Regions from separate parts of the Homo sapiens genome. Here regions 2 and 3 are each linked to region 1. A link is a loop called in an ENCODE intact Hi-C map of the cell type or tissue named here. Cell type or tissue: PC-9. All regions are shown on one strand. Each heading gives the region's core, and the rest is flanking DNA. Links, peaks and the distances in the headings are about the cores only.

Region 1 (7,943 bases), core at 2,694-6,693:
CGTGAAACCCCATCTCTACTAAAGATTAAAAAAAAATTAGCCAGGCGTGGTGGTGCGTGCCTGTAATCTCAGCTACTGGGGAGGCTGAGGCAGTAGAATCGCTTGAACCCAGGAGGCGGAGGTTGCAGTGAGCTGAGATCACGCCACTGCACTCCAGCCTGAGCGACAGAGCGAGACTCTGTCTCAAAAAAAAAAAAAAAAAAGAAATGAAAAGCCATCGTCACAATCATCTGGATCTTCAGCAAGCTGAATGCTCACGTCAGGTTCTCCTCTCTTCATGCGAGACTGCCTCTGTCCACTTTCTTCCTCTAAAGCAGCTTCTGCATGACTTTTTGCAGCATTTATGTAAGCAAGGTTCGTGTGGAATTAGAGGTCTTCATAGATTCATTGTACTCTATCTTTTCTACTTTGTATTTGTTTATTCTTGTTTCTCTTCATCAGTGAGATCTCCCCACATGCCATCAATAAGCTTGCCAATCTCCCACAACTTTAGGTCAGGGTTGGAAGCCTTTACTTGGTCCCAGACCTTTCTGCTGTACCTCATGTAGCACATCAGCGGCTTATCTGGTGGCTTTGGGGGTTTTGGAATCATAATACCAAAGGACGCTGGGACCCGGCTATTGGTGCCTGGGTTGCCTCCCAGCCTGTAGTTGTTGTAGGTGAGATGACTGTAAGGATTGTATCCCACAAACCCTGGTGTACTGGACATTTGTGTTGCAGGAGCTGGGGTGGGAGTTGGGGCATAAGATGGTCTTTTTGACATTTTGGAAGATTAAGTTCTCAGTTCCTTAAGAATGAATCTGAGACTTCATGGGCAGAAAAAGTGCCCCAAGCCCTGGCTTCACTTCCCTTTATCCCATGCATGCCCACCCCTCCAATTTTTTAATTTTTTGTAGAAATGGGACTTCACTGTTGCCTCAGCTGGTCTCGAATTCCTGGGCTCAAGTGATCCTCCCACTTCAGCCTCCCAACGTGCTGAATTACAGGCACCAGCCACTGAGCCCAGCCCACTTCCTATATTATGTCCTAAAGTGGGTTTTTTGTTTGTTTGTTTGTTTGTTTACTACAAATAGCCCCTTCACTTTCAGGACTCAGACAAGCACCTTTGGGACACTAGGAATCCCTCCATGACCCTAAGAAAATGCTGCAAAAATGTTAGTTTTATTCTCCTCTCTTCACTGTAGATTTCCCAGTAGGAAGTAGGGGCACAAGAGATCAGGTTTATTCATTCAACAAATAGCATCGTTCATGCAGTGGGTGCTGTTCTAGGTGCTGAAGACAGAGCCATGAATAAGACAGAAAGAGCCCCTGCCCACTTGGAGCTTCTATCCTAGCAGAGACAGGCAATAAACAAATGAACAGTAAATGTTAATATGTCAGGTGGTGGAAAGAGCTGTGGAGGAAAAAAGAAAGCCAAGTGAAAAGGATAGCGAATTCAGGACTGGGAGAGGTGTTGTTCCTGTCCTATGCAATGTGGCCAGGGAAGGTCTCAATGACAAGGGGACATTTGAGCAGAGACCACAAAGAGGTGTCTGTAATCCCAGCACTTTGGGAAGCCGAGGCAGGCGGATCACCTGAGCTCAGGAGTTTGAGACCAGCCTGGCCAACATGGTGAAACCCCATCTCTACCAAAAAATACAAAAATTAGCCGGACATGGTGGTATGTGCCTGTAATCCCAGCTACTCAGGAGGCTGAGGCAGGAGAATCCCTTGAACCTGGGAGGTGGAGGTTGAAATGAGCTGAGATCACGCCACTGCATTCCAGCCGAGGCGTCAGAGTGAGACTCCGTCTCAAAAAAAAAAAAAGCCTGTGGGCAAGGCAGATCTATTAGGGTCTGTATACATAAAGATGTGTACATATATGTATGGTTTTTTATATGTCAACAATAAAAACAAAACAAAAATGATTTGTAAGTGACCTGTTTCTCCTTCAGATTATCTTTGCTTTCTTGAGGACTTGATTATGCATTCAAAATTATACTGATGTTGTATTTCTAAGGTATCTGTAGTGGAGGAGGGGCGCTCAGGTGCTCAGGTTAGCTGGTCTACTTTAGCACCCGGCTTAAAGCACAAATGGGAAGCTTGATCTGCTCTCCTTCATGCATTCATTCATTCACTCATCTAACTATGCATATATATATATATATATACACACACACACACACACACACACACATATATATTTTGAGATAGGGTCTGCACTCTGTTGCTCAGGCTGGAGTGCACTTGTGTGATCATGGCTCACTGCAGTCTCGACCTCCAGACTTAAGTGATCCTCCCACCTTAGCACCTCAAGTTAGGACCACAGGCACATAGCACCACACCCAGCTAATTTTTTATTTTTTGTAAAGATGGACTCTCCCTATGTTGCCTAGGCTGGTCTCAAACTCAGGGGCTCAAGAGATCCTTCTGCTTTGGCCTCCAAAAGGGCTGGAATTACAGGTGTGAGCCACTATGCCTGGCCTCATTTAACAATATTTCTTGGGCACCTACTATGTGCCAGGAATAGTCAGGCACTGGGGATCCTGTGTGAGGCAGGACAGATTTTATCCTAGCTCTCAGAGAGCTGCTCCCAGCAGAGAGAAAGGTTTTGTTTTTTATCCTCATGATTTTGCACTGTCCCTCAGCTATATCACCCACCTATCAATATTATTTCTTCCACTGGTTTTCCTGGAGACTGTCTTCCTGCTCCCCTCTGGGTAGGTTGCTTCCAAGTCCAACTACATAGCCCCTCCAGGACTGGCCCACACTTGAGTCCCTGTTTTCTGAGTCTCCGGCTTTTCTTTTCCTTGGTGTACTCTTTCCTTTTCCTAGAGTAGATTCCTGAGAAGGACAGCAAGGGAAAAAAACATTTACCTGTTTGCATATCTGAATATGTCATTTATTTTGCCTTTACATTTGACAAGTAAGTTCCTTTTCTATTTTTGTATTTTCTCTCTGATAATTACTTTATGTCTTAGTCTGTTTTGTGCTGCTATAACAGAATACTATAGACTGGCTAATTTATAAAGAACAGAAATTTATTTCCCCCACTTTTTTTTTTTTTTTTTTTTTTAATGAGACAGAGTCTTGCTCTGTTGCCCAGGCTGGAGTGCAGTGGCTTGATCTCAGCTCACTGCAACCTCCGCCTCCTGGATTCAAGTGATTCTTCTGCCTCAGCCTCCAGAGTAGCCTCCCGAGTAGCTGGGACTATAAATATGTGCTACGACATCCAGCTAATTTTTGTATTTTTAGTAGAGACGGGGTTTCACTATGTTGGCCAGGCTGGTCTCAAACTCCTGTCCTCAAGTGATCTGCCTGCCTGGGCCTCCCAAAGTGCTGGGATTACAGGCAGGAGCCACTGTGCCTGGCCTATTCTTCTCTTGAATCATTTTATTTCAGTGGATAGTTTTTATTTTAGAGATCATTTTTTCATTATTTGTTCTTTTTTATAGCATCCTATTCTTAATTTATGGATCCCATGTCATTCAAAAATATTGCTTAAAGTGAGTTTGGGGTTTTTCTTTGGTTTTCCTTACCTTTTTTCCCCTGAAGTCTCCTTTTTATGTTTGTTAGTTGTTTTACTGTCTCTTTTATGTCAACATGAAGAACTGAATATCTGACTCAATCTGGGTGTCAGGTATGTGGATTGTTATTTTTATTTATTTTATTTATTTTTATTATTATTATTTTTTGAGACGTTGTTGCTCTGTTGCCAGGCTGGAGTGCAGTGGCACAATCTCAGCTCACTGCAACCTCCACCTCCTGGGTTCAAGCAATTCTCCTACCTCAGTTTCCTGAGTGGCTGGGATTATAGGTGTGTGCAACCATGCCCGGCTATTTTTTTCTGTAGATTGTTATTAATTTTCCTATACTTTTCTTTATGTTGACTGATTTCGTATATACGGTTTTGGTAGATTGGAAACTTTGTATGTGTTTATATGTCCTCAGAACTGGAGGAATCTGCTATAAGGGGCCTTTTTGTTGGTGAACTTCCATGTGACAGAAGGACTTCCTAATCTTCTGCCTGAGTACATGTATTTGGCTGCTAAAATTCTGGGAAAGGGAAGGAAGAATGAAGGAAAGAAGCTTAGGAGCCCATTATTCAAGACAGGCGTCCACTTCATTCCTTGTTTTTGATACTATGACTCACCTCCACCTCTCTCTGGGCCTGGTGGCCTCACATCTGAAGCCTCTATAGTTTCATTTCTGCAAATAATAAGGCTTGAAGAGGGGTGACAGCAACTCCTGGCTGTGAGGGGTGGGAAGGGACACTTGGGATCCGTTATTTCCTTGCTCCATTTTTAGCCCATTGCCATATGCCTCAGTTGTCCATGGTAACTGGTACCTATAAATCCTGGAACTCTTGGGATCCCATCAGAGAAAATATACCCACTTCTTATCGACATCCCCCTTTGAAAACAATGAGGTTGTAACTTATGCTCCACGTCAGTTAGCTCTGTTTTCCATCTTCCATTTTTTAAAGACTAATATTTACATACATAAAAATTTTAATTCTCACTTGCTGATGTCTCTTGCTCCCTAATTTTTATCTTTGTAGGTTTATACTTTTAAAATTCCGTGTCTGCCATGCTGGTGGGGGTAGGGAGAGATCATTTAATTTTGTGTGGCTATATATTACCCTAAAATCTTGATGGGCTTTTGAGAAATCTCTCATGGCACACTGAAGAAATGCAGTTTCCAGCATTGGTCACACGGTGGCGGAGCGACCCTACGTTTAATTTATAGTTTCTCCATGCAAGCCCCACTGCCAACCCCACAAGAGTTGGGGTATTGGAGTCCTGGCTAATCCAGCAAGGTGGACTACAGAATTGTAGAATATTTCCATTGAACTGTTGGAGAGCTTTCGAGTCCATCTCCTTTAGAGACAAGGAAATGATTCACAGGAGTCAACTAATGTATCCAATACCCGGAAGTAGTAAGAATAAATTTGAACTTTAAATTTTTTTTTTTTTTTTTGAGGCGGAGTCTCACTCTGTTGCCTAGGCTGGAGTGCAGTGGTGTGATCTCGGCTCACTGCAACCTCCGCTTCCCAGGATCAAGTGATTCTCCTGCCTCAGCCTCCTGAGTAGCTGGGATTACAGGCATGCGTTCCCATGCCTGGCTAATTTTTGTATTTTTAGTAGAGACGGGGTTTCACCATGTTGGTCAGGCTGGTCTCAAACTCCTGACATTGTGATCCTCCCACCTCAGCTTCCCAAAGTGCTGAGATTACAGGCATGAGCCACCAGGCCCCGCCTTTTTTCTTTTTCTTTCTTTCTTTTTTTTTTTTTGAGACAGTCTTGCTCTGTTGCCCAGGCTGGAGTGCAGTGGCATGATCTCGGCTTACTAATACCTATCTCAGGTTCAAGTGATTCTCCTGCCTCAGCCTCCCAAGTAGCTGGGATTACAGGCACGTGCCACCACACCAGGCTAATTTTTATATTTTTAGTAGATGCAGGGTTTCACCATGTTGGCCAGGCTTGTCTCAAACTCCTGACCTCAAGTGATCCACCAGACTCGGCCTCCCAAGTGCTGGGATTACAGGCGTGAGCCACTGTGCCCAGACTAAAAGTTATAATTGAAGTTGCCTTTGAATCAAGATGGGACTGTGAATGTATGGAAGTGGGGGTGGGGAAAAGGAGGCCGCTGCATCCCCTGCTTGAATGTGATGGGAGAGGGAAGCTGAAGGAACGTCACCGGTTCACTCACTGCATGTTCTGAGCACCTGCTGCGTGGACAGCAATGCAATAAGATTTGTGAAAACACAAAAAGGACTAGAGTCCCTGCCCACCACTCGCTCACAATCCATTAAAGAGATAAGCCAGTTAACCACAAACAAGGAAGTAGGCAATAAATGCCCAACGGAAAAGCAGGCCAAATGTATTCTTCTCGGGATTTAGAAGAGAAAGGCAACTGCTCTGCTCAGAAGTGGGGAATATACCTGCTGGTGGGATTCGGGCTGGCCTTGGGAAAATAGCATAGGGCCACCTTTCTCAAATTGTAATTTGTGTGAGACTCCTCTGGGGCTTTTGTGTAATCATAGATGTGAATTGTGCAGAGCAGCTGCAGTTCTCAGAAGCTCCCAGGTGATTCCCATGCAGGTGATCTGAAGAACACACTTTGAGTAGCAAGGGTATGGGAACTGGTTCATGAACTTGGCTGCACATGGGAATCACATAGGAAGTTAAAAACGAACAAAAAGCCACTATCATCTCAGGAATTCTGGGGTGCAACCTTGGCATTAGTTTGTTTGCTTATTGTGTAAAGAAAGTGTCTCACTATACCCTCAGGCTGGTCTTGAACCCCTGGCCTCAAGCAGTCCTCCCATCTCGGCTTCCCAAAGTGCTGGGACTCCAGGCATGAACCACTGCACAGAGCCAGTGCTTGTATTTCTAAAAGCACTCCCCTAATGTGCAGTAAAGTTTGCACACCACTGGCATAGTAGATATTTGTCACTCTTTTTGCCCATCCAGTTACCTAAATCCCCCATCTTAGAGTCAGAGGCCACCTCCCACTATTGAAGCTGAAAACAAGAGATTCTCCCTTTTCCCCACTTCCCTGGCACCTGGGGCAGGGGCATGTATTTTGGGCTTCACCAACCAATAACCATCCAGACTGTGAACAAGAAGCCACTGAAACAAAGCAGAATCCATACAGTATCCATCCACCTTTGCAGGAGTTTTGGCACTGGCGGCAGCCAGTTTTCAGAGGCAGCAGGGACAATTCTTGGGGCGTGATGTCTGTGTTGATCAGCAGTGACTACAGGGCCTTAGCAGACCAATTCTTTTAAGTCTAATTTTGAGCACTGGTCTTGATGCACAATCTTTTTTGTTGTTGTTTTGGAGGGCACACCCGGATCTTGGTGCACAGCCTTTAAGACTGGTTCTATGGTCTTAGAGACTAGGAGCTACCCAGTATAACCGTAGACACACACGTTCACAGCCCTTTAGGGCTAAACTTATAATACATTTTTTTTTTTCGAGATGGGGGTCTCACTTTATCAACCAGGCTGGAGTGTGGAGTGGAGTGCAGTGGTGTAATCTTGGCTAACTATAGCCTCAACCTCCAGGACTCAACTGATCCTCCCACCTCAGTCTCCCAGGCAGCTGAGACCACAGATGCACACCACCATGCCTGGCTAATTTTTGTTATTTTTTGTAGAGACAGATTTTCGTCATGTTGCCCAGGCTGGTCTAGAACTATTGAGCTCAGGCAATCCACCCACCTCAGCCTCCCAAAGTGCTGAGATTACAGGCATGAGCCACCACGCCCAGCCCTTATAATACAAATTTTAAAACTTAATAAAACAAATGGGTAGATTAATAAATTGTTATAAGGCAAACCCCCTTGCAACCAATATCCATGTGAAAAGATTTTGCTATCCTAGGAACCCTCTGCTAAGAATATCCCTATCCTGGCCGGGCACAGTGGCTCCCGCCTGTAATCCCAGCACTTTGGGAGGCTGAGTGGGAGGCCGATTACCTGAGGTCAGGAGTTCGAGACCAGTCCGGGCAACATGGTGAAATGTCATCGCTGCTAAAAATATAAAAATTAGCCAGGCGTGGTGGTGGGTGCCTGTAATCCCAGCTACTGGGGAGGCTGAGGCATGAGAATCACTTGAAACTGGGAGGCAGAAGTTGCAGTGAGCCGAGATCATGCCATTGCACTCCAGCCTGGGTGACAGGGCGAGACTCTGTCTCAAAATAGTAATAATAATAATATCCCTATCCTGACTTCTAGGATAATGATTTTCTTAATTTACATTAGTATATTATGCTGTACTTTCCTAAACGCACTATAGTTCAGCTTTGCCTGCTTTTCTCTCTCTACCTATTGAAATTGAATTTTGAAGAGGCTGAAGCAATTGTCCTGTAAAGTTTACGGTCTGGATTTTGTTGATTGATTTAGTATAACATGTTCTGTGCTCGTTTTTCCTATAAATTAGCAGTTGGCTCTAAACT
Region 2 (7,943 bases), core at 2,516-6,515, 150 kb after region 1:
TAATAATGAATGGACTATAGATAAAACAAACACAGATAAATCTCTCAAATAAAAAGAAAAAAAAGAGAAAGAAAAGAAAAAAGTTAGGTACATGGCTGGGCGCTGTGGCTCACACCTGTAATCCCAGCACTTTGGGAGGCCGAGGTGGGTGGATCACTTGAGGCCAGGAGTTCGAGATCAGCCTGGCCAACATGGTAAAACCCTGTCTCTACTAAAAATAAAAAAAAAATAAATAAATAAATAAGGAAGGAAAAATAAAAAGAAAAAAGCCGGGTACAAAAGAATACACACTATATAAGTTTACATGAAGTTCAAAAGCAGGCAAACCAAAACCATAATCTTTAGTTGATAAAAGAACAAAGAAAAGGTAAGAATTACCAGAAAAGCTAGGATAGTGGTTACCTTTAACGAGTAAGGGGGAATTCCTGACAGCAGAAAATCCTGCAGGGGGCTTCTAGGATGGTGGCAATATCCTATTTTTGGCCTGGATAATGGGCACATGGATATTGTCTTATAATAATTCTGAGCCAGGCATGGTGGCTCACACCTGTAATCCCAGCACTTTGGGAGGCCGAGGTGGGAGGATCACGAAGTCAGGAGTTCGATACCAGCCTGACCAACACGGTGAAACCTTGTTTCTACTAAAAATACAAAATTGGCTGAGCCTGGTGGCGCACACCCGTAATCCCAGCCACTTGAGAGGCTGAGGCAGGAGAATTGCTTGAACCAGGGAGGCAGAGGTTGCAGTGAGCTGAGATTGGGCCATTGCATTCCAGCCTGGACAACAAAAGTGAAACTCCGTCTCAAATAATAATACTTTTTTAAGCCGTGTGTTTATGTACCATGCACCTTTCTGAATGTGTTTTATTCAATTAAACTATGTGTAATTGCCAATATGCAGTCATTTCTTTTTTTTTGCAGATTGCAGATCACAGAACTTTATTAAGATGAAATCACTGCGAATTACACAGAAGCTACCAGACTAAGCCAAAATCCATGAGGTTCATGTGAACTTACAGTTACAGAAATAAGAAACAAATGGCATATCCAAAACCATAAGGAAATATCCTGATGCCCAGGTGATGAAGCCTGTGGGGAATAAGTCCACACATTTATTTCAAGTTGTTAAAGAGTTTGTGGGCCACGCAATGGTCCGTTGCATGCAAAAAGTCAAAGAGCTCCTCCGTGCAATCCTCTTCTGTATGTGATTGAGAGGATACACACTCATCACAGAGCTCCAGCCACTCCTGGGCCTTTACACATTTCTCCAACTGCTGGCATTGCTCTCTCACTGTTGTTAGGGGATCCTGATGTAGAAACACTAATTCCCCCTCTTCTTCTTCCTCCTCCTTAGGATCTCCAGACTCGGTCAGCATCTTTCGCTCGTCCTCCAGTCCTATGTCTGGCTACGGTTCTGGATTCAACACGAGCAGCAACTGCGGCACCTAATCCACTTCAGGATCTAGAAGGACTTGTAAGAGTCACTCAGCTGATATCCGGCGATCTGGCCTGAAGTCAATATGCCGTCATTATTAACCTACAAAATGAGAATTCATGTGATTCAACCCAGTATTTCACACACACACAAAATAATTTACCAAGGCTGGGCGCGGTGGCTCACGCCTGTAATCTCAGCACTTAGGAAGGCCAAGGCGGGTGGATAACCTGAGGTCGGGAGTTCGAGACCAGCCTGACCAACATGGAGAAAGCCCATCTCTACTAAAAATACAAAATTAGCCAGGCGTGGTGGCACATGCCTGTAATCCCAGCTAATAGGGAGGCTGAGGCAGGAGAATCTCTTGAACCCGGAAGGCAGAGGTTGTGGTGAGCCGAGATCGCACCATTGCACTCCAGCCTGGACAACAACAGCGAAAATCTGTCTCAAAAAAAAAAAAAAAATTACATTAAGTTAAGCAGCCATTCAAAATGATGGTTGTGGCTGGGCACGGTGGTTCACACCTGTAATCCCAACACTTTCAGAGGCCAAAGATGGCGAATTGCTTGAGTCCAAGAGTTTGAGACCAGCCTGAGCAACATAGTGAAACCCCATCTCTACAAAAAATAAAAAACAAAAAAATTAGCGGAGTGCCGTGGTGCTGTAGTCCCAGCTACTTGGGAGGCTGAGGTGGGAGGATCACCTGAGCACAGGAGGTCAAGGCTGCAGTGAAACGTGGTTGCACCACTGCACTCTAGTCTGGGTGACAGAGTGTGACCCTGTCTCAAAAAAAAAAAAAGGAAAAGAAAAAAAGATAGTTGTGAAAACTATTAATAGCTTAATTCACCATTTATTCATTAAGCAAATATCTCCTGGGGTCTTATCATGAACCAGGCATATTTCTTTTTTTTTTTTTTCCCGAGACGGAGTTTCACTCTGTCGCCCAGGCTGGAATGCAAAGGAGCCATCTCGACTCATGGCAACCTCCGCTTCCCGGGTTCAAGTGATTCTCCTGCCTCAGCCTCCCAAGTAGCTGGTACTACAGGTGCCCGCCACCACACCCGGCTAATTTTTGTATTTTTAGTAGAGACGGGGTTTCACCATGTTGGCCAGGATGGTCTCGATCTCTTGTCCTCATGATCTGCCTGCCTCAGCCTTCGAAAGTGCTGGGATTACAGGCATGAGCCACTGTGCCGGGCCTGAACCAGGCATATTTCTAGGCACTGGGAGAAATTATCTCATTGCACATTAATGGGAAGAAGAAAACATAAACAGATAAAGAAATATCTAGAATGTCATATTGTGGTAAGTGCTGTGAAGAAAAACAAAATGGAGTAAGGATATAGGGAATGACAAAGAAGTATTTTAGGAAGCACGGACAAAAAAGCTTCTCTGAGGAGATGACATTTGCAAATACAAGTGAATGACAGGAAGGAGGGAAGCCGAGTGAGACGCTGGGAGAGAGAGCTTGCAGGCAGAGGAAAGAGCAAGTGCGCAGGCCCTCAAGCTGGAAGGTGCTTGGCAGGACTGAGGAACAAGGAGGCCAGTGTTGTTGGATGAGAGTAGGGAAGGGGGGAATAGGAACACATGATACAGGAGAAGGGACCAGGAGCTTGATAGAGTACAGTGTACGTGCCCCAACAAGGACTTTGGATTTCATTCTTTTCTTTCTTTCTTTTTTTTTTTTTTTTTTTTTGAGGCAGAGTCTCTCTCTGTCACCCAGGCTGGAGTGCAGTGGCATGATCTCGGCTCACTGTAACCTCCGTCTTCCGGGTTCAAGTGATTCTCCTGCCTCAGCCTCCCAAGTAGCTGGGATTACAGGCATGCACTACCATGCCCGGCTAATTTTTTGTATTTGTAATAGAGACAGGGTTTTGCCATGTTGGCCAAGCTGGTCTTGAACTCCTGACCTCAGGTGATTCGCCCACCTCAGCCTCCCAAAGTACTGGGATAACAGGCGTAAGCCAGTGCGCCCAGCCTGGATTTCGTTCTGAGAGGGATGAGACGTCATTGGAGGATGGAGAGGAGGAGGTAGGATGATTTGATATGTAGTTCTGAAGGAAGACTCTAGCTGTTCTGTCGCAGAGGAAGAGTAGGAGGATAAGGGTGGAACCAGGGGTTCCTGTTAAAATACTACTGCAGCGTGCAGGTGAGAGATGTAGGGGGCATGGACTAAGAGGGTAGTGGTGGTAGCATGGAGAGTTTTGGAATCAGGATCAACAGATTTTCTAAGTAGAACCGGGATAGCATTTGTTGATGAATTGTATTTAGGGTAAGAGGAAGAGGAGTCAACATGTACGATGCTTTAAAACAAAATTGAGACAATTCTATATAGAGTTTGGTCAAAACTCTTTTAAAAATGTTCTTAAATTACTTTTGGAACAAGACACTTACTTATAGCAAATTAGAAGAACTCGAGTTGGGGAGACACAATATATTCATAGATGGATGGATAGCACCATTTAAAAAAGCAGATGGTAATTGCACATCGTACAAATTGCCCCAGAAGGTAAGGAAAGGAAGAGGCCCCTAGGTCTGGAGGAGGCAGGTAGTGTTGAAAGAGGAAGGTAGAGTTAGACCAGATAGAGGTGGATTGAGGGCTGAGCCTCAGGGCTTAGGACAGGGTGGTAGGAAAAACACTGTCTTTCGAGTGGGAGGAATTAGGCTCAAGTTCCAGTGCAGCCACTTACCAGGTAAGTGAATGTGAAGATTAGATAAAACATCTGTGACCCACCCATTAGGTTCTCAGTAAAGGGGAACAACTATGAACTGTTCTTTTTATAATATCCAGAGTCTTAATTTTCAGATTTTTCTATGATTTTTTTATTTAGGTTGACAAATCCTGTTCACCAGAAATTACAGCAGAGATTGTAGACAGGAAGCTGCAGAGGAAAGAGGCACAATGAGAAATCAAGCTTGGACACATTTGGTAGACTCCTATAGTTAGGTAATAACTCATACAGTTAGGTAATTGCATAACGATTGATAGCCCAGAAATTGGAGCTCATCCAGTAATTCTGTCACATAGTCATGTCTCCCTCTGCTGGCAAAACTTGGTTTGTTTGTTTTTGGTTTTGGTTTTGAGATGTCGCCCAGGCTGGAGTGCAGTGGTACGATCTCGGCTCACTGCAACCTCCACCTCCCAGGTTCAAGTGATTCTCCTGCCTCAGCCTCCTGAGTAGCTGGGATTACAGGCTCGTGCCACTAGGCCTGGCTAATTTTTGTATTTTTAGTAGAGACGGGGTTTCGCCATGTTGGCCGGGGTGGTCTTGAACTCCTGACCTCAGGTGATTTACCACCCACCTCAGCCTCCCTAAGTGGTGGGATTACAGGCGTGAGCCACCGCACCTGGCCTGTTTTTTGTTTTGTTTTTTTAGAGACAGGGTCTCCCTCTGTTGCCCAGGCTGGTCTCAAACTCCCAGGCTCAAGGGATCCTTTTGCCTCAGCCTCCCGAAGTACTAGGATAACAGGTGTGAGTCATTACACCCAGCCAGAACTTGGTTTTTGTAGGGTAAATCCAAACCTGAATTACTTGTATTTGAACATTTGTAGACCCCAGGATTACCAAAGAGTGAACTCTGTCTTCTTTGTAGAATCTTACTGTGGCTGTCATTGGGACCACACTGGAAGAAGGTGGTGGAACGGGAATCCCCTGTGGAAAAATGACTTTTGTTGTTGTTGTTGTTGTTGAGACAGAGTCTCGCTCCATCACCTAGGCTGGAGTGCAGGGGCGCAATCTCAGCTCACTGCAACCTCTGCCTCCCAGGTTCAAGCGATTCTCCTGCCTCAGCCTCCTCAGTAGCTGGGACTACAGGCACCTACCACCACACCTGGCTAATTAAGGTATTTTTGGTAGAGGCAGGGTTTCTCCATGTTGGCCAGGCTGGTCTTGAACTCCTGACCTCAAGCAATCTGCCTGCCTTGGCCTCCCAAAATGCAGGGAAATACAGGCGTGAGACACTGCGCCCTGCCAAGAACTTTCATTATCAAAGGAAATGCAGCAAAGGAGCTTCTTCCTCCCACCAAGCCAGTGACGGGTCTGTATTCAATGAAGTTGTCATTCAAACCAGGACTGGGAAGCAACTGATCTGTACCTTACCATCATAGGAAGCTCACCCCGTAGCACAGGGGAAACACTAGGAGGGCTGCAGGTTTGGAGTCTGTAGACTGTGCCACTTGGCTGCGTTTCCTTTCTTAGTCACTTAATCAGTCTGAAGCTTAGGGTCCTCCTTATAATGTGAGGATATTAATAGTTTCTCCTTTCCTGGGATTTATGTGAAGATCAAGTGAGTAACAAATGTGATAATACTTTATTAACTGTTAATCACACTACAAATCTAAGGGTTTATTACTGTGATTTCTTTGTCTCACCTTTCCATTCTCTTGCCTTGAAGGTTTTTTTTTCTTTTCTTTGAGACAGAGTTTCGCTCTTACTGCCCAGGCTGGAGTGCAATGGCACGATCTCGGCTCACTGCAACATCCACCTCCTGAGTTGAAGCGATTCTCCTGCCTCAGCCTCCCGAATAGCTGGTATTGCAGGCGCCCGGCTAATTTTTGTATTTTTTAGTAGAGACAGAGTTTCTCCATGTTGGCCAGGCTGGTCTTGAACTCCTGACTTTGTTATCCGCCCACCTCAGTCTCCCAAAGTGTTGGGATTACAGGCGTGAGCCACCACGCTCGGCCTTTTTAATACATATTTATTTATTTATTTATTTATTTATTTATTTATTTATTTATTCTTGCCTTGAAGGTCTTTAAACATTCATTCATGGCCAGGTGCGGTGGCTGATGCCTGTAATCCCAGCACTTTGGGAGGCCGAGGCAGGTGGATCACCTAAGGTCGGGAGTTCGAGACCAGCCTGACCAACATGGAGAAACCCTGTCTCTACTAAAAATATACACAAAAAATTAGCTGGATGTGGTGGCGCATCCCTGTAATCCCAGCTACTTGGGAGGCTGAGGCAGGAGAATCACTTGAACCTGGGAGGCAGAGGTTGTGGTGAGCCGAGATCGCACCATTGCACTCCAGCCTGGGCAACAAGAGCAAAACTCTGTCTCAAAAAAAAAAAAATTAATTCATTTGCTTAATGGCCAATATTAACTATATTAACTATATAACAATATTATATAATAAATATATTAACTATATATATATATATATTTTTTTTTTTTTTTAAATAGGGTCTCTCTCTGTTGCCCAGGCTGGAGTGCAGTGATGCAATCTTGGCTCACTGCAACCTCTGCCTCCTGGGCTCAAGCCATCCTCCCACCTCAGCTTCCTGAGTAGCTAGGACTACAGCCACATGCCACCACACCTGACTAATTTTTGTGTTTTTTGTTGAGGTGAGGTTTTGGCATGTTGGCCAGGCTGGTCTCGAACTCCCGAGCTCAAGCAATCCACTGGCCTGGCCTCCCAAAGTGCTGAGGTTACAGGCATGAGCCACCGCCCTCGGGCAAATACTAACTACCTTAATTGCAGCCAGAACTGTGTTGGGTATGGGAAAAGGAGACACAAAGACAAAAAACATGGCCCTTGTCTTCAACACTTTATGGTGAGAGAGACAGACTCAGTTAGCCACAGTACAAGTCAAACTGTGATGAGTACTAGGGGTCTAGCTAAACAGAGAGCTATAGCAACATGAAGAGAGGAAATTTTTTTTCTTTTTTACAAATTAATTAATTTTTTTAAAAGATGGGGGTTTCAGTATGTTGCCCAGGCTGGTCTTGAACTTCAGCGCTTAAGTGATCCACTGGCCTCAACCTCCCAAAGTGCTGGGATTACAGGCATGAGCCATCGCACCTGGCCAAAAGGAAAAATAATTCTGGTAGAGTCAGGGGAGTCAAATAAGTCTTCCCAGAAGAGGTGATGCTCATATGGGACTTTATTTATTTGAAAAAATATTTATTGAGCACAAACTATGTACTGGAAGCTGCACTAGTCTTTGTGATCACAAAAATGAATAAAGCAGACATGTTATGACCTCACAGACCAGAGGAGGTGGACAAATTATGATTTAATTATACTTGTACTAATTTCTATGAAGGAAAGTACAGGGAAGGATGAGAACCTATTACAGAGGGACATACCTAGGTTGGTAAATCAAGAAAAATATCCTTAGGGAGGGACATTCAAGCTGAAATCCAAAGGATGAAGAGAAGGTATCTAGGCAAAGATGGTGAGGATAAATATTCTAGAAGCAGAGACACAATGTGTAAAGGCCCTGTGACAGGAAGCTGGAAGGGAGCTGAAGAAGGTCATTGTAACTAGAGCACGAGGGGCAAGATGGAGAGTGGCATGTGATGTGACAGACATGTGCACAGGTGCCATGTTGTGCAGGGCGTTGCTGACTGTGTTAATGATGTGGAGTTTACATTAAGACCAGTAAGAACTGGCCGGGCATGGTGGCTTACGCCTGTAATCCCAGCACTTTGGGAGGCCAGGGTGGCTGGATCACCAGGTCAGGAGATCAAGGCCATCTTGACCAACATGATGAAACCTCGTCTCTAC
Region 3 (7,943 bases), core at 2,516-6,515, 540 kb after region 1:
ATATATGTAACAACATAAAAAATCTTGTAGATATTTTGTTGAGTGAAAGAAGCCAGACACAAAAGAGTGCATACTGTAAGATTCCATTTGTATGAAGTTCAATTGCTGCCAAATCTGACCTATGATACTAGAAGTCAGGATAGATGTTACTGGGCTGGGTGCAGTGGCTCACGCCTGCAATCCCAGCACTTTGGGAGGCCGAGGTGGGTGGATCACCTGAAGTCAGGAGTTCTAAACCAGCCTGGCCAACATCGTGAAACCCTGTATCTACTAAAAATAAAAAGATTATCTGGGCATGGTGGTGTGCACCTGTAATCCCAGCTACTCGGGAGGCTAAGGCACGAGAATCACTTGAACCCAAGAGGTGGAAGTTACAGTGAGCCAAGATCACACCACTGCACTCCAGCCTGGGCAACAGAGAGAGATTCTGTCTCAAAAAAAAAAAAGGATAGAAGTTACCACGGTGGGAAGTGGGTTTAGGAAAGAGGTGCTTCTGGGTGCTAGTAATGTTCTGTCTTTTGACCTGAGTGCTGGTTAGTTACCTGGGTATTTATTTTGTGAAAGTTCATTCAGTGAACTTTAAATGTTCATGAGGGAACATTTTGTGAAAGTTCATTCATGAATTATGCACTTTTCTATAGGTTCATTATACTTTAATGAAAAGTTAAAAAGGATACCATACAGAATTAACTAAAGGCATAATCGTTGATCATGGTTAGAGCTTAAAATTATATAAAACCAGAGAGATTACTTACTTTTTCCTGGCACATATACTCTCTCTCTCTTTAAAGTGATCATTTAAAAAGTAATCAATTATGAAAGTGATAAATATTACATTACAAAATAAAAGGAAGTGTAGCTAAACTATTTCTTTAAAAATCTTTCAAGCCAGGTGTGGTGGCATGTGCCTGTGGTCCCAGCTACTCAGGAGGCGAAGGTGGGAGGATTGTTTGAGCCCAGGAGGTTGAGGCTGCAGTGTGCTGTGATCACGCCACTGTATTTCAGCCTGGGCGACAGAGGGAGACCCTGTCTCAAAACAAAACAAGACAACAACAAAAAAAATATAGTTCACCTAAGTCAGACTTCACACTGCTTAGACTGAGGACAGTCTTTGGAAACAGTAACTTATGACATCTACAAAATTTATCTCATTATTTTTGAGATTTCTGTTCCTTTTATTATTAATTAAGGTCAGTGTCTTTTCATGCACTTAATAGTCATTTGTATTTCTTCCATGTCTATTTTGTGTATGTGAATGCAGCTTCCCTTTTTCTCTTGTGTCTTTTTTTCTTTTCTTTTTATAAAGTTGATTTGTTTTGGGTCAGTGGTTCTCAATTCTGGCTGTTTTGAATCACTTGGGGAACTCCTAAGAATTACCAGTGTCAACGCCCCACCCTAGGCCAAATAATTAGGATCTCTAAGGGTTGGGCCTAAGCCTTGGTATTTTTAATTTTGTGTGTGTGTGTGTGTGTGTGTGTGTGTGTGTGTGTGTGTGTGTGTGTGTACATTCTATTATGGAAATGTTTATGCATAGCAACATATATAACAAGTTTTTTTTTTTTTTTTGAAAGAGTTTCGCTCTTGTTGCCCAGGCAACAAGAGATGATGCTATCTCAGCTCACTGCAACCTCCGCCTCCTGGGTTCAAGCAATTTTCCTGCCTCAGCCTTCTGAGTAGCTGGGATTACAGGCATGCGCCACCACACCTGGCTAATTTTGTATTTTTAGTAGAGACGGAGTTTCTTCATGTTGGTCAGGCTGGTCTTGAACTCCCGACCTCAGGTGATCTGCCTGCCTCGGCCTCCCAAAGTGCTGGGATTACAGGCGTGAGCCACTGTACCCGGCCCATCAGGCATTCTTAATCCCACTCTGGACTTCAGCAATAGTTTCTTTTGTTGCTTCATCTTTGTGGGCCACTTTACTTCAGGTTAGAAGCTGTATCCATCAGAGTTCTTAGTTGTAAGTAATAGATACCATCTCTGGCTAATTAATTAAAAGGGTGACCCACAGATTCTGTAAGTAGGTTGGGAAAGTAGGCTTGAAAACTACACTGCTAGGAACATAGTGCAAAATGATTGCACAGAACTCTCATGAAGACACCTCTCTGGCCACAGACCTTGCTGCTTGTGCTCCAAACACCACTGATGCTGGGCTCTGGGTGCTGCCCCAAGAATCATTATCTCTGCTGCCCCAGAACACTGAATGTAGCTGCCCCTACTGCTGCCATCCCCACTAGGTGGATTCTTCTGGAGTTCCTGCTTCTCCAAGTTAATATTTACCCCCTTGAAATCTAGCATAGTGCATTTTATTGGTGGAGCTCTGTTATGTGCCCCTATCCTAGTTTCAGAGAAAGATGAGAAAGCAAATATATGTTTTTTTTTCCTTCTTTGTACTTTAGTAGTGGAAAGTCTACTTGTCCCATAAGGTAGGGTGTGCTTAAATGTAGACTCAGCTTTCAAGTGCTTGGTGTCAAAAAAGAAAGTCCACTGTAAAAGCTCTGTATCAGTCTTAGAAACCCATTCCTTTTAACCTAATGATCTATCTTATAACCACTAGCTTTTCTTACATAATGCAGTAGATATTTGATGCAGGAATATGCCTTATTTATGGGTGCCATATTGCTTTGTACATGGAGCTGTATCTTTATTTCTGAAGAACAATATATTTTAAAAACCCCATTCTAATTTTAGCTAGTTGCAGTCATTCCTATTTTGTTTTATGAATAAACTCAAGGAGATGTTATAGTTAAAAGCTCAACTGTAACAAATATTGATATTTCCTGGTGGTGTTTTCACAGATAATTTTCTAGCGTATAGGCTATTTGCCTTTTTTCAGGTGTGATCTTTCTGTATATAAAGACAGTGTGGAAAATGGGAAACACTGTATTAGAACCATTGTGGATATAAATAGGATGATACATTCTTTTTCTAAACAAAGAAGGTATAGCTCTCATTATTGCAAAAGTGTTTTACTCTAAGTTACAATGAAACATTGTGAACACAAGCTTTTAAAAATTAACACAAAAAGCACATTCTTGGCTTACCTGTGATAACTTTAACAACCAACTAGTGAAGTTTTTATCTGCTGTGAAACCAGGGCATAGTTGAGTGAATGAAGCCGTGGACACTTTGGGTCAGGGGCCTCGGTGATATTGTCTTGGTTCTGCTGGTGGTGTGCAGCATTACCTTAGGTGATTCATTTATGTTCTTCTACATTTCGTCTTTCCAGTTCCTAAAGAAGAATTAATGTTACTATCCCTTCCTCTTCACTTTTCTTACAGTGGTGTATTAGAAGATCTGAGACAGGTGTGATTGAGCTTCTTAGAATAAACACGTGGTAACATAAAGGTTGTTACAGTAAAAACAAAGATGAATGTACTATAAAATCTTCATAGTAAGATGCACCCTGTTGTTTAGTATGTAACAAGAAACCATTGTTGTAATATCCTGATGTAAGGTTATGTTTCTGAATTATATTCAAACCAGGTGGCCCCTCAGTTTTGAATACTTAAGAACTACAGCTGTGGATTTAATGGGTTTAATTAATAGGAAATTCACTTCAGGTTCATCCATTTGACCTCTGCTACATAGCCAACAGAAATTACATAGAATGTTTCTAAAACTTCCAGAAAATTCAGGCTAGCTTTAGCATTCTTCACCTAGCATAGGTGAAGTCTTAATTCTACAAATGAAAAAAAAAAAATCCAGGGTTTCTAAATGTGGTAAAATTGTAACAGACAAGGTCAGGAATCAACTTACTGGGTTGCTCAGTATTTAGTGATACATTCGAGTCCTTTTGTGGTTTCAGATAGCAATTATTTCTAATATAATTTATTTTGCAGTGAGGGCCGAGGCAAGTTGACGGTATTTTCAGTTAAAGCTATGTTAGCAACCATGTGTGGTGGAAAAATGCTGGACAAATTGAGATGTAAGTATTTTCATATTATTTGAAAAATGCCATTTTCAAATTAGGACTTTTAAATGAATATTGTCAGAATTTTGAATGATGTTATATTGAGCTTTTAAAAAAATTACCATGTCACTCACGCTGCAGCAGCTGGCTCACAGTAGGTGAGTTATGCCACCTACTGTTCAGATGGAAAAGTTGGTTAATTTAATTTATTGTTAGTCCTTTTTAGTGAGAAAATGGAAAAGACTCAGAATCATAATGCTGACATTTAAAAACTTATTTTAGAAATGTTTTCCACATTATTAAAATTATGCTTGAAAATGATTATATTGAGAACTTTTAGTTAAAGTAAATTTGATTGCTTTTACTGAGTTCGGTCTGGTTTAGCTCTTAATAACTCCATTCTTCATCAGGTGATGTTTGCTGTGATTACATTATTCCTTACTACTCTAGAGTCAGCCACAGTTATTTAGAAGCTGATGACCTGTTTTTTTAAAAAAATTCCTGTTATCTTTGCTAATTTTTTTTTAACCATTAGTCATTTTGGCATTTTACCATTCATTAGATACTATAAGAAGGTGATTAGATGAAATCAAAAGAGATGAAATTCACAACTATTTAATTTTGCTGCTTATGGTTTTTATTTATTCAGTTATTAGTTATTAACTCCCTAAGATATGCCAAGAATTGTGCTAGGTGCTTTACATGTATTTTCTCATGGAATCCTTAAAATTCCTTTGAGCAGCAGGTGATATTTTCTTCATTTTATCGATGAGTTAACCAAGGGGGCAAAGCTGGGGTTTTAACTCAGATGTCAGAGCCCTGTTCTGAGCTATGTGATTGTGCTCCCCTGTGCTAGTGCTGTAGCAGGAGACACACGTGTAATTTCAGTACAGTGTTCAGAGTGCCATAAAGCAGTAGCCACAGAGTAGGAAACTGGATGCCAGCTTTCAAGGGATGAGACTGAAGTCTTAATGAGGTAGTGTGGTAGTGTGGTACCCTGTGAGCCCGGATTTGGATGACTGAGTCCTTGCAATATTCCTCCATGCCCTTTTTTTTTTTAAATTGAAAGATACAGAGGTTTGATCAGATTCAAGTATTAATACAAGTTTTTCGGCAAGATTACTTCATAGGTGTATTTGTTTTTTGTGCTTTTTCTTACTTTACCATGACACTGAAAGTTGGAAAGCTAGATGGCCCATTAGATATAGATTTAGATATTCCAAAGAAAGATCTTAATGTATTTGGTCAACTGTTATCCAGTTTATCTTCATTTCAAAGTTAGCTGCAATATAGAACATGTTTTTGGTAATAAGAATTATGGTTTTATTTAAATATTCTTCTGAGGTTTTTCACATGGTATATCCCAAAATATTCTTTGGGCTGAAATTCCTTTTATATTTTTGTAAAATATAAAAATATGTTTTTCTGAGGAAGATAATATGTATGAAAGTATATTTCATCAAACACAAAGAAAAGTTGTAGTCTTGTCTAATTTTTAATGATGCTGATACCAGATAAAGAATATATATACCATCTTTATTAATATTGGGGAGACTGGTTGAAAAATACAGTAGTAGAAAAATACATTAGCAGAAAATTAACTGTATTCTAGATGACTCTGGAATCTTTAAATTTCTTTAAAGTCTACTATATTTACATAGAGCCAGCTCACCTGGCATATGGTAAATACTTAAAATTTTGTCAAATGTAAATTGTTGATTGAATAATAAAATTACTCCAGTTCTGCGTTATAACTGTTAGTGAAAAGGCGCAAATTCTAGTTCTCGGTTTGGAAGGGATCCAGGTGATAGCAGTTTTTTTGATGTGGCTTCTGAACTTTTTGGAGGAACACGAAGTGACCAAGATTGAAGTGGTGCAAAAGCCCACGGGCCAAGCCAAAGGTGACATGTCAGCATGCTCAGGACCCCAAGTCATTGCAATAGTGTTTGGATGGCTGTGATACAGACTGTGCTGGGTTACCAATCACTGTGTTTATCTGATTCAAGTAGATTTCAAGTGTGGTTTATCTTTTCCTTGCTAAAAATTATAGTTTCTCTGCTAGTTGTAGGTCTGTTTCATTATTTTTGTTGTACTGTAATTATCTTGGCTTGGGCTTGAGATGTTCAACATAAGTAAAATACTTGGGTAGGGAAGCCTATCTCTACTTTTTAATCTTCCAAGGTGGAAAACACTTTAAAATGTGGCTTGCCCCTTCCATTTTAAACAGAACTTGGCTGGGTGCAGTGGCTCATGCCTGTCATCCCAGCACTTTGGGAGGCTGAGGTGGGAGGATCACTTGAGGCCAGGAGTTTGAGACCAGCCTGGGCAACGTAGTGAGACTGTGTATCTATAAAAGCAATTTTAAGGCCGGGTGCAGTGGCTCCCGCCTGTAATCCCAGCACTTTGGGAGGTTGGGGTGGATCACCTGAGGCCAGGAGTTTGAGACCAGCCTGGCCAACATGGTGAAACCTTGTCTCTACTAAAAATACAAAAATTAGCTGGGCATGGTGGCACATGCCTATAATCCCAGCTACTCGGGAGGCTGAGGCAGAATTGCTTGAGCCCAGGAGATGGAGGTTGTAGTGAGCCAAGAGCATGCCACTGCACTCTAGCCTGGCCGACGGAGTGAGACTGTCTCAAAAAAATAAATAAATAAAAATAAAAGTAATTTAAAAAGTTAGTTTGGCATGGCAGTACATACCTGAGGTCCCAGCTCCTCAGGAAGCTGAGCCAGGAGGATCACTTGAGGCTAGAAGTTCGAGGCTGCAGTGAGCTATGGTCATGTCACTGCACTGCAGCCTGGGTAGTGGAGTGAGACTGTCTCAAGAAAAGAAAGAGAGAGAGAGAGAGAAAGAAGGGAGAGAGAGAAAAAAAAGAAAAGAAAGAAACGAGAACTCACTGATTATACTTTTAACATTTTCATCTCTTAAGGATGCCATTTTCTGATGCATTTAGGATTTAGGGCTGATTGTGAAGCTTGGTTTGTCTACTCCTCCTATTTTGAGACTATTATGCTTTTTCAGTTCTTGAGTTTTTTGTTGTTGTTGGTGGTGGTGGTGGTGGTGGCGGCAGTGGTTTGTGTATGTCCTTTATCACTGGCAAATATGATGTTATGTGTTTTTGGTGCTCCACTCTCTGGAAATCTCTCCTTGCTTCTGACTTACTACTTTTAATATGCTACGGACAGAGAAGTAATAACCAAACCTCTTAGCATTCTATTTAAAATAAGGATTTAAAGTGATTGTTATGAGAGAAGCACTTGAGCTTGTGTAGTATGATTGTTAGCTTTGGCTATTTTCAGAACCTTTCCCTCCTTGTTTTCTGGTTCTCAGCAATGTCCTACTTAGTTGAGGTGGCTGAATAATTGTGCAGCCAAAAGAGAGAAGTAACACTGTATTGTAACAGCAAATGATCTTTGATTGTTTATTCACTTTCTCATACCTAATTATTCCATTGTTTTGGTTCTTCTTGTTTGCTCCAACCTCCTTCTACTGACTGGACTCTCTGTTGTTACCTCTATTAATGCTCCTGTTATATTAAGTTTTCTCATTTATGGAATGTTTTAGCATTTCTACTTTTTTTTTTCTGCTTTGATCTTCCTGCTTTTTACTTTCTTAGAATTTTTCCTATGATTTTCTCCTCTCTACCTTTTTTATTTGACATGGGGTTTTTGGTTTTAGTATCAAGATAGCATTTGAATGACTGAACAAATATTTGTACTTTCTGTTTAAAACATTTCTTAGATTTTTCAGATTTGTCTTAAGAGAGTTTCTGTCTCCAGGTAGCATTCATTTACAGAGATGGTTCATTGTTGTGGCCATTAGAGACTATGTCCTAGATTCGGAGGTAACTTTTATCAGGATTCTAAATACCAATGATTTATAATCGGAATATGGACTTTAATTAAAAGCACAATCAAAATTCAGTAATGTCAGAAACCCAAAATATAACTCAAGGAAACAAAATTTGTAGACTGTAAAGCCCATTATGTATTAAAACATGCTTAATTATCAATTAATTTGACTGTGCAAT

The links. Peaks named below come from ENCODE experiments on the same cell type or tissue, not always from the same donor. Only the 100,000 strongest peaks of a DNase experiment are listed, where the experiment ranks them.
Region 2: a loop joins it to region 1, with 11 times the contacts of the local background. A loop is called at or near these places in 96 of 110 quality-filtered maps.
Region 3: a loop joins it to region 1, with 4 times the contacts of the local background. A loop is called at or near these places in 14 of 110 quality-filtered maps.

Annotation. Positions count from the first base shown.
Region 1 is chr2:26,142,024-26,149,966 of GRCh38, reverse strand. It overlaps the pseudogene SMARCE1P6. Among named protein-coding and RNA genes, the nearest start is that of GAREM2, 27 kb to the left of the region's middle. In PC-9, for the core only: CTCF peaks have their summits at 4,534 and 4,740; DNase peaks (open chromatin) are centred at 4,806 and 5,796; H3K27ac peaks cover 967 bases.
Region 2 is chr2:25,988,251-25,996,193 of GRCh38, reverse strand. It overlaps the pseudogene UQCRHP2. Among named protein-coding and RNA genes, the nearest start is that of KIF3C, 9.7 kb to the right of the region's middle. RefSeq lists a silencer at 4,347-4,396. In PC-9, for the core only: CTCF peaks have their summits at 4,274 and 4,475 (motif pointing left); DNase peaks (open chromatin) are centred at 4,423 and 4,932; H3K4me3 peaks cover 459 bases; H3K27ac peaks cover 768 bases.
Region 3 is chr2:25,603,219-25,611,161 of GRCh38, reverse strand. It overlaps DTNB (dystrobrevin beta), which reads left to right. Exons shown (of 21, transcript NM_021907.5): 5 at 3,841-3,926. Among named protein-coding and RNA genes, the nearest start is that of DTNB, 66 kb to the left of the region's middle. RefSeq lists a silencer at 6,351-6,584. In PC-9, for the core only: CTCF peaks have their summits at 3,874 and 4,074 (motif pointing left); no DNase peak of the experiment used is centred there.